2 separate regions of the Homo sapiens genome follow, and region 1 is linked to region 2. The links are chromatin contacts, found by Hi-C or POLR2A ChIA-PET in ENCODE. All regions are on one chromosome and are shown on one strand. Each heading gives the region's core, a stretch centred on a gene start or an enhancer-like site at or near the end of the contact. The rest is flanking DNA. Distances are from core to core; before and after follow the strand shown. Region 1 has its middle 23 kb from the start of ELOA. Region 2 overlaps LUZP1 (leucine zipper protein 1).

Region 1 (5,175 bases), core at 764-3,263, 610 kb before region 2:
ACTGATCCCAACACGAAGTCCCCATATCTTAAGAGACTCAGACCAAATGTTTTTAGTTCTTTTTTTTTTTTTTTTTGAGATGGAGTTTTGCTCTTGTTGCCCAGGATGGAGTGCAATGGCACGATCTCAGCCCACCGCAACCTCCACCTCCCGGGTCCAAGCGATTCTCCTGCCTCAGCCTGCCGAGTAGCTGGGATTACAGGCACGTGCCACCATGCTCGGCTAATTTTGTATTTTCAGTAGAGACAGGATTTCTCCATATTGGTCAGGCTGGTCTCGAACTCCTTACCTCAGGTGATCTGCCCACCTTAGCCTCCTAAAGTGTATTACAGGCATGAGCCACTGCGCCCAGCATTTTTTTTTTTTTAAGACAGAGTCTTGCTCTGTCACCCAGGCTAGAGTGCAGTGGCACGATCTCAGCTCACTGCAACCTCCGCATCCCAGGTTCAAGCGATTCTTGTGCCTCAGCCTCTTGAGTAGCTGGGATTACAGGCGCCCGCCACTGCGCCCGGCTAATTTTTGTATTTTTAGTAGAGATGGGGTTTCACCATCTTGGCCAGGCTGGCCTCGAACCCCTGACCTCGTGATCCACCTGCCTCAGCCTCCCAAAGTGCTGGGATTACAGGAGTGAGCCACCACGCCCAGCCCATGTCATTCTTTTTCTTTTTTGAGACAAGGTCTTGCTGCCACTTAGGCTGCAGTGCAGTGGTGTGATCACAGCTCACTGCAGCCTCAACCTCCCACCTACCTCCCAAGTAGCTGGGACTACAGGTGCATGCCACCATGCCCACCTTATTTTTTTATTTTTTGTAGAGATGGGGTTTCACTATGTTGCTCAGGCTGGTCTCGAACTCCTGGGCTCAAGCAATCTGCCTGCCTCAGCCTCTCAAAGTGCTGGGATTACAGGCATGAGCCACAGTGCCTAGCCTGTCATTCATCATTCTTTTTTTTTTTTTTTTTTTTTTTGAGATGGAGTCTCGCTTTGTCACCCAGGCTGGATAGCAGTGGTGCAATCTCAGCTCACAGTAACCTCTGCCTCCTGGGTTCAAGCGATTCTCCTGCCTTAGCCTCCCGAGTAGCTGGGATTATAGGCACACACCACCACGCCCAGCTAATTTTTGTATTTTTAGTAGAGACATCGTTTCACCATGTTGGCCAGGCTGGTCTCGAACTCCTGAACTCAAGTGATCTGCCCACCTCGGCCTCCCAAAGTGCTGAGATTACAGGTGTAAGCCACCGTGCCTGGCCCTGTCATTCATTCTTTCAGCAAAAATTTACTAAGCATCTACTATGTGCCACGTGCCTTGCTTGCACTGATGTGCCTGGTACATAGGCACAGTATGAACAGTAACATTTAGGCCCCTCATAAAGCCTACAGCCTGTTAGGGTCAATGAGGCTCTTAGTGTTTTTTGGGTTTTTTTTTTTTTTTTTTTTTTTTTGAGATAGAGTCTCTTGCCCAGGCTGGAGTGCAGTGGCACAATCTCGGCTCACTGCAACTTCCACCTCCCAGGTTCAAGCGATTCTCCTGTCTCAGCCTCCCGAGTAGCTGGAATTACAGATGTGTGCCACCATGCCTGGCTAATTTTTTTTCTATTTTTAGGAGAGATGGGGTTTCACCATGTTGGCCAGGCTGGTCTCGAACTCCTGACCTCAGGTGATCCACCTGCCTTGGCCTCCCAAAGTGCTGGGATTACAGGCATGAGCCACCATTCCTGGGCTGAGGCTCTTAGTGTTTTTTTTGTTTGTTTGCTTTTTTTTTTTTTTTTTTTTTTTTTTTGTGGCTCTTAGTGTTTTAAGCCTTACTTCTGGCCCCTCTCACCTCTTACTCTTTGTTCTAGTCATCATGACAGAGTTGGGATTTCCCAAACTTGCCCCATTGCAGCCTCAGGGTCTATAAATATGCCAACCCAAAATTCCAGCCCTCAGCCTCCTGGCCTCATTAAGACTCAGTTTGAGAATCACTTCCTCTGAGCAGCCTGTACCTAACCCCACCCCAGATCTGCCCCAGATTATCGTGCACCCATCACTGGAGGAGTCTCTCGTGTGGTCGTCACTGTCCATTTCTTTGTGTGATGTCCTCACTAGACTGTGAGCTCCTTGCAAGCAGGGACTGTGACTAAACCATCTCTGTATCCCTGCTGGGGGCACTAACTAGCTGGTGAACCCATAAGTACGTGGACTTGAACGGCCCAGTGGAGGGTCTGTATGAGAGGTATCCGCATAGGGCAATACACGGTGTGAGAGAAGAACTGCAGCTTCAGAAGGGCTAGGAGGCCAGGTTCTCAGCAGGAGTTTCCAGAGCACATAGCCTGTAACCACCAGGAAACAGGCAGAGATACAGAGCCTCGAAGCTGAGAAAGACAGTGCCTTACTTCTCCTTGAAGAGGGGCCTTGTGTGGTGAAAGTAACACATCTGTGTTCTAATTTGACTCCTCACCGGCTATGTGACTTTGGGTTAGACGGACCTCTAATATTTGCATGGCTGATGGCAAAAGTGTATACAGAGGCCCACATACCATTTATCTAAATATTTAAAAGTTAAAAACTAACAAACCATTAAATACAGTTTTTACTCTATCCTATCCTATTCTGTTCTCTTACTTCGATGAATATACCTTCATAATGACCTGGGGCTAGGTTTAAATTTAACATTCTCAGATTCCTAAGAGTTCTTGGGGATGTGGTGGCACAAGGAGAACTAGCCCCTAACCTACATGCTGTTCTTCCCACCTGCATTAGGCAGAATAATGTCCCCTCCCCACCCCAGGTGTCCACACCCTGATCCCAGGAACCTGTGAATATGTTATCTTACATGGCAAGGGGGAATTAAAATTGCTAATCAGGCCAAGCATGGTGGCTCACACCTGTAATCCCAGCACTTTGGGAGGCCGAGGCAGGAGGATCACTTGAACTCAGAGGTTTGAGACCAGCCTGGGCAACATTGCAAGACCTCATTTCAATTTATATTACAAATTTATTTATTTTAATACAATAAAAATTGCTAATCAGCTGACCTCAAGATAGGGAGATTATCCTGGATTATTGAGGTAGCCCAAAATAATCACAAGGGTGCTTCTAAGTGAAAGCGAGAAGCATGAGTCAGAGTCAGAGAAGATGTGATGACAGAGGCAAAGGCTGGAGTGATGGGATTGCTGGCTTTGAAGGTGGCCACCAGCCAAGGAACACAGGTGGCCTCTAGAAGCTGGAAAAGGCAAGCAAACAGATTCTCCCTGGAGCCTCAGGAAGGACACAGCCATGGCTATACCTTGATTATAGCCCAGTGAGACCCATTTTGGACCTCTGGCCTCCATAAATGTCAGATAGTAAGTTTGCGGTAATTTTTTTACAGCAGAAATAGGAAATGAATACACTGCCTTAGTCTCTGTCCTGCACCACAGGGCCTCACGTTCAGCCCAGGGGTCACACCAGCTCCTAAGTGCAAAGTCACACTCACAGACAGATGCCCCTTGGCCACCCCTTGGGCCTAGGGGTACACACACCAGTGTTCTGGGGAGGAGGGACCCAGGGAAGAGGCTCTGGAAAACAGCAGGGAAATCTGGGGTTGTGACATGTGTAGCATGGTCTAGAAAGGGGTATGGGCTTAGGGTTGGCACAGCTCCTAGGCTGCACGGCCTCCTCACCTGCTCACTTGGGGTAAATGGCTTCACCTCCCTGAGCCTCATCTGTAAAATCAACCATGTGGATCATTATTGAGCACATCATCTGAGCCAAGTGTCCTACTTAGTATCAGAGATTTGAGAATGCCTCATCCTTGTCCTCAAGGAACTCATCTCCTAGTAATTCTGACCTCACAGGGCTTCTACCCAAGAAGGGAATGGTAGGTAAAGCAGCTGACACATAGAAACCCCTCAATAAACTTTATTTTCCATTCCTTTCTACTTAACCAAATCAAGGGGCTTACCAATTAAAAATAAAAATCCCTTGCCCAAACTCTTTGATGGATTCCATCTGCTCCTAGGAGGGGCCTAAAATCCTTTGCAAGCCCAACCTCCACCCCACTCTGTGTTCCACATACAAACCTTGTAATTCCTCAACTCCACCAAAGGGGCGCTCCTGCTTCTGGCCTTCGCCTTGCTGTTCCTGCTGCCTGGAATGTCTTGTCTTCCACAAACACCCACCCCTTCTCACCAAGCTTTCTCTTTCAGGGCTTAGTTGAAATGCCATTCTCCTGGTGAAGCCCTTCTCGGTTTCAGAACCCCACTAACCTGAGCAGGTTTACCTGCCATCTTCTCTCCCAACACCAGATAGGACTCTCTGTAGCACTGACCATGATGGCTATTATATGACTACTATTTGTATTACCTTTTGTTGGTTAAATATAAAATGAATTTATTTTCATAATTTTAAATTTCATGTTCTTCAAGACAAAGTCTCAAATGTATTATTTTTGTGTTGTGGTAAAATAAATACATATATCTAACATTTAGCTATGCCATTCAGTCAGTGGCATTCTGTAGATCCACACTGCAACCATCACCAGTATCCATCTTATCCATCTCCAGGACTTTTTCCATCCCATGCTCAAACTATGCACCCAATAAACAATAACTCCCTATTTTTCCCTCCCCCAGCCCCTGGCAACCATAGTTCTATTTTTATCTCTGTGACTGTGACTACTCTAGGTACCTCACACAAGTGGAATCATAGAATATTTGTCCTGTTCTGATTGGCCTATTTCACTTAGTATAGTGTTTTCGAGGTTCACCCAAATGGTAGCACGTATCAGGATTTCATTCCTTTTTTTTTAAGGCTGAGTAATATTTCATTGTATGGACAGACCACGTTTTGTTCATCTATTCATTTGCTGATGGATATTTGGGTTGTTTCCACTTTTGGCTATTACGAATAGGGGTGCTATGAACATCAGTGTACACATATTGGTTCCTGGGCTTTCCATTCTTTTGGGAATATGCCCAGAAGTGGAATTGCTGGATCAAATGGTAACTCTATACTTAATATGTATTACTTTTTGTCCACTTTTTATTGGTTTATGCTCCCTCCCCACTTCCTCCACTGTAGTCTAGCACCATGAGGGTAGAAGCCACGTCTGTCTTCCTCTGTGTTTCATTGTGTGGTACCCTCACTAGACTGTGAGCTCCCTGCAGGCACAGATTGTGACTAAACCATCTCTATATCCCTGGTGGGGGCACTAA
Region 2 (4,978 bases), core at 214-2,713:
CAGTAACAGAAACAATAAGTGCCAGAAGAGATGCTTGAGGGAAGTGATGAGGATGGATCTGTCATGGTGGAAAGCTCTCTGAAGCAGCATCACTAAGGAATTTGAGGATGTTTACAGTCATCCTCTTGTTTTGGGGACAGAGGGCAAGTACGCTGAGGAAGCAAGAAGTAAATGGCATTCAGAAGAAAGAAATCAGTTACTGCTTACTTCTACCCCTTAGAAATATGAGAGAACGTAGACAGTTGAAAACAAATCAGGATTAGCTGGAGTTCCTCTTTCCCTTTGGCAGTGCATTCTGTCTTGTTTTGAAGAGAAAAGCCCCTGGGCCTTAGTAACATGTCAGCAAATTTGGCAGTAGGTGGTAGGTGCTGGGACAGTAGATTTTAGCAGGGGCGCTGCTATCACTGTTAGGGCTGCAGAGACCTTAGGGGAGATAGACCAGATTTATGTGACCATTTCTTAGAGTTCAGAATTTTTATGTAGGAGAGGTTTTAGGCTATGCAGAAGAAGATGAGTGTGTGTGTGGGGGGGCGGTGTTTGTGTGTGGGTGTTGTGTGTGTAAGGTGGGTGGGGAGGGGGAAAGAGACAGGTGGTGATGGGGTAGGACGGAAAGTCTGTGGAACTGTCCTAAAACTATTTGAATACCAATCACACTTACTTTAACTTCCATTGATTATTTTTTAAAAGCAGAGGGTGGAGAGCTAAAGCTTCCCCCACATCCACCTAAGCTATCTCTTGGGTGCCGCCTTGGTATAGATCGTTTTTAAAATTATTTTTAAATATAGAGCGTCACTCTGTCATCTAAGCTGGAGTGCAGTAGGACAACTGTGGCTCACAGCAGCCTCAAACTTCTGGGCTCCAGGTGATCCTCCCGTCTCAGTCTCCCAAGTAGCTAGGACTATAGGTGTGCATCACCATGCCCAGCTAATTAAAATTTTTTTTTTTTTGTAGAGATGGGGGCCTTGCTTTGTTGTTGTCCAGGCTGTTCTTGAACTCCTGGGTTCAAGCAATCCTCCTGCCTTGGCCTCCCAAAGTGCTGGGATTATAGGCATGAGCCACTGTGCCTGGCCTAGATCCTTTTTTATACTTATTTTCTAGCTGTTTTTATTATCAGTAACTTTTTTTTTTTTTTTTTTTTTGAGACAGCGTCTCACTGTGTCGCCCAGGCTGGAGTGCAGTGGCGCGATCTGGGCTCACCACAAACTCCGCCTCTTGGTTTGAAGAGGTTCTCTTGCCTCAGCCTCCTGAGTAGCTGGGATTATAGGCACATGTCACCATGCCCAGCTAATTTTTGTATTTTTAGTAGAGATGGGGTTTCACCATATTGGCCAGGGTTGTCTTGAACTCCTGACCTCAGGTGATCTGCCCGCCTTGGCCGCCCAAAGTGCTGGGATTACAGGCGTGAGTCACCGTGCCTGGCCGATACTATCAGTAACTCTTCTCTTTGGGAGGCCAAGGTGTGAAGATTGCTTGAGGTCACGAGTTTCAGACCAGCCTGGGTGACATAGTGTGACCCCATCACTACAAAAAAAAATTCTTTTCAAATTTTATTCTCTTGAGGCTTGAGTTACTACTGTTCCCCTCATCTTTTAAGCTGTTTTTAAAAAACTCTCATTATTTGTCCATTGTAATTCTAGCCGCCTTGCTCTCTGGGAAGATAGAGGCAGGGATGGGTGTGTGTGTGTGTGTGTGTGTGTGTGTGTATGTGTGCGCGTTCATGCATGCGCGCAGGTGCAGGTATGTGTGCATGTGTGCATGTTTTGGTGGAGGTGTGGAAGTTGGATTAAAGGGACCAATAGTCTTGGAAGGCAGTCACAAGGTGGCTTGCAGGGATGTGTAAGGGAGGCAGTTGTGATGAAAGAAGGGAGGATAGTTTGTAAGATCATGTACAAAAGCTTTAGGTTTACCACTAGCTTAGAAGCTACCTTTCCATTTTCCTCAAGAGTAAGATAACACAAGAAGTTTGACCCAGATCTTCCATCTGTAGTAGCTCTTCTCTAATTTTAGGGGTAAGATTCAATGGGATGGTAGGCTTTTCAACTCTCCTGTAGAAGCCTGCTTGTTTCAAAACTGGAGGGTAAGTTTGCAGAAAGAAAAGCTCTATTTTTAGTTTTAATTGATATTGGGTGGTTCAGGGCTCTTTTGAGGACCGAGTCTAGAGGGCAACAAAATGAGAGCCAGCATGGTGAAGGGACTTTCAAAGTCAGACAGACTTGAGTTTAAACTCTGTCATTTAATAACAAGCTGTAAGACCTTGGACAAGTCACTTCTTGAAACTTAAATTCTTTATCTGTAAAGTAGAGGTAACATTATCTTCTTATTGTCTTATATAAAACATAAAGCATAGTGCTCAGGGTTGGTAAATACTCCGCAGATGTTTTTTTCCTATCTTCTAGAACATCTTATTTTTAGTAGAATCCTTGCTTTTCTGCTAAATAATTGTGTGACTCACCCTTTCTAAGTTTTAGTTTCCTTCTGTAAAACAAGGACATTTAACTGAAGGTTGAGTATCCCCTTATCCGAAATCCCTGGGACCAGAAGTGTTTTAGATTTCAGATTTTTAAAAAAAATATTTGCATGTATACAGTGACATGTCTTGGGATAAGACCCAAGTCTAAACATGAAATTCGTTTATGTTTCCTATACACCTTATACATATAGCCTGAAGGTAATTTTATTTTTCCCCAGGGGACATTGAATAAACCTGAGTATTGTGTGCCTGTATTTTGACTGCGACCTATCAGATGAGATCAGGTATGGAATTTTCCACTTGTGGAGTCATGTGGGCACTCAAAACATTTCAGATTTTGGAGCATTTTGAATTTGGGATTTTCAGATCAGGGATGCTCAACCTGTAGCTGATTTCTGAGATGCTTCCTAGCTGTAAGATGTCATGTACATTTTTAGACTGTTGAGGAATGTTCGGGTGTTTTAATTTAAGCAAAGACAGTGGGTTCTACCCTAGGACCATATCATCTTATAGGAAAGGGGAAGTCTCCTACAGCCAAATTCTTTCTTGACTTTCCTGAGAGAGACATAGCCAGCTTAGCCAGGTTCCTTTAGTGTCAGGATCTAGATGCAGATCTTACCTTGGCCCCTTGCTGACAGTGAATTGTATGTGAAAGTCTTTGGGACAGCCCTCTGGGTCACCTCAGTCTTGGTATGATTCATGCATTACCTATCTCTTCCATTCTGTTTATATTCTATCCAGGTCAAGAGACAACTGCCTTTGAAAGAGAGTGAGTGACTGTTTCCAAAACAGCAAGCATAGGGAGAGCCGCCGGAAGTATTGACGGAAAGCTTGAATTACCTACATGGTAAGTATGTTGTACAGTGAAACCTGGGTGTACCAATAGAATTGGGTGGTTTCTGAAGCCACTATAATTTTGCCACTACTGGAAGTGGGGAGGAAAGTCAGTATTTGTGATGGCCTATTATGAACCAAATACTATGCTGAGTACTTAACCAACCAACCTGATGAGGGTGAAAAATCCTTGCATGAAGTTAGCAACCGTAAGAATTAGGCCACCCTTAAGAAGTAGCTACCATTTATTGAATATTTACTCTATGTCGGGCGCAGTCCTGTTGGACATGTTATCGCCCTACCAACCCTGTGAGGTAAGTACTGTTGTCATCACCACAAGGAAACAAGCTTAAAGAGGTTAAATAACTCTTCCAAGTTCACACAAGTAGTAGAACTAGGTTTCAAACCTGCATTATTTTCTTTCCTTTTTTTCTGAGACTGGGTTTCGCTCCCATTGCCCAGGCTGGAGGGCGGTGGCGTGATCATGGCTCACTGCAGCCTTGACTTCCTGGGCTCAGGTGATCCTCCCACCTCAGCCTCCCTAGTAACTGGGACTACAGGTGTGCACCACCATGCCCAGCTAATTTTTTTGTAGAGACTGGGTCTCTGTATTGTCCAGGCTGGTCTCAAACTGCTGGGCTAAAGCAGTCCTCCTGCCTTAGTCTCCCAAAGTGCTGGGATTACAGGCATGAGCCACCACCCTAGTGGGTTATTTTCATTACACTATAATGTTTCCCTTTTAAGAAAGTTACTTTTTGGTTGAGGCTGTGACTGATTTAACCTTGGAAAAGCAAAGCAAAATACAAAACCTTTTGATCAACAATTAGGTTCTTTTCCTAGCCATTTATGGATTTTATGTGCCAATATTTTATTGGTTGGTGTTGGCTAAGGCAGAGGAGAGCACTAATGAAATAGAAGAGATAGAAGTGAGAACTTGAACGGTCAGTGGCCAAGAGACCTGGTGGTCTTGGTTGCTCCTGATAGCTGGATGATAGTTAGAGAAAGCTTCCCTAGGAAAGTAGAGCAATAGGGTAGCTCAGAATGAGTGGGAAATGGGTTCTCGTCATAGCAGTGACTGGGCATAGGAAAGGAATCTTAACAAAGCCTCTTGCTCTCATGTCAACCCCTCTGAGGAAATAGGTGTAGTTAGGGATAATACAGAACTCTTCTCGAAGGAGTGGAAAAATTCAAGGCAAACTCTTGCCCTGTATTTTTTTATTTTTTGCAAGGCGTAGTCTTGCTCTGTTGCCGAGGCTGGAGTGCACTGGTGCGATCTTGGCTCACTGCCTCTGCAAACCTCCTCCTCCTGGGCTCAAGCGATTCTCCTGTCTCAGCCTCCCGAGTAGCTGGGATTACAGGTGTGTGCCACCACGCCTGGGCTAATTTTTGTATTTTTTGTAGAGACAGGGTTTCACCATGTTGGCCAGGCTGGTCTTGAACTCCTGACCTCAGGTGATTTGCCCACCTTGGCCTCCCAGAGTGCTGGGATTATAAGTGTGAGCCACTGCACCCAGCCTACACATACCTATTACACATAAAATATTTTGCTATATACTGGGGCTAATGTTCTGATGACAAAAAATGGCCACTTACTACACGCTTTAGTTATCGGAACTAAGTATACTGCATTAAACAAAATAGAAAAAGTCCTTTCTCTCAAGGATTATATTCTAA

Evidence for each region. Hi-C counts contacts between places; a loop is a spot of excess contacts on that map. ChIA-PET counts read pairs that join two places held with the same protein, here RNA polymerase II (POLR2A). Pooled maps may share reads with other maps.
Region 1: a loop to region 2 is called in a map with no recorded cell type, with 3 times the contacts of the local background. The contact joins two enhancer-like sites. A Hi-C loop is called at or near these places in 1 of 37 single-sample maps with no recorded cell type and 2 of 50 pooled maps. POLR2A ChIA-PET finds 5 or more read pairs at or near these places in 1 of 52 experiments (WTC11).

What each region holds. Positions count from the first base shown.
Region 1 is chr1:23,717,574-23,722,748 of GRCh38, reverse strand. No RefSeq gene overlaps it. Among named protein-coding and RNA genes, the nearest start is that of ELOA, 23 kb to the left of the region's middle. Within about 2 kb of position 2,013, at least 5 of the 41 ENCODE cell types and tissues checked have a DNase peak (open chromatin) inside an H3K27ac peak, as active enhancers do.
Region 2 is chr1:23,107,361-23,112,338 of GRCh38, reverse strand. LUZP1 (leucine zipper protein 1) reads left to right here. Exons shown (of 4, transcript NM_001395462.2): 2 at 3,212-3,317. Among named protein-coding and RNA genes, the nearest start is that of LUZP1, 59 kb to the left of the region's middle. Within about 2 kb of position 1,463, at least 3 of the 41 ENCODE cell types and tissues checked have a DNase peak (open chromatin) inside an H3K27ac peak, as active enhancers do.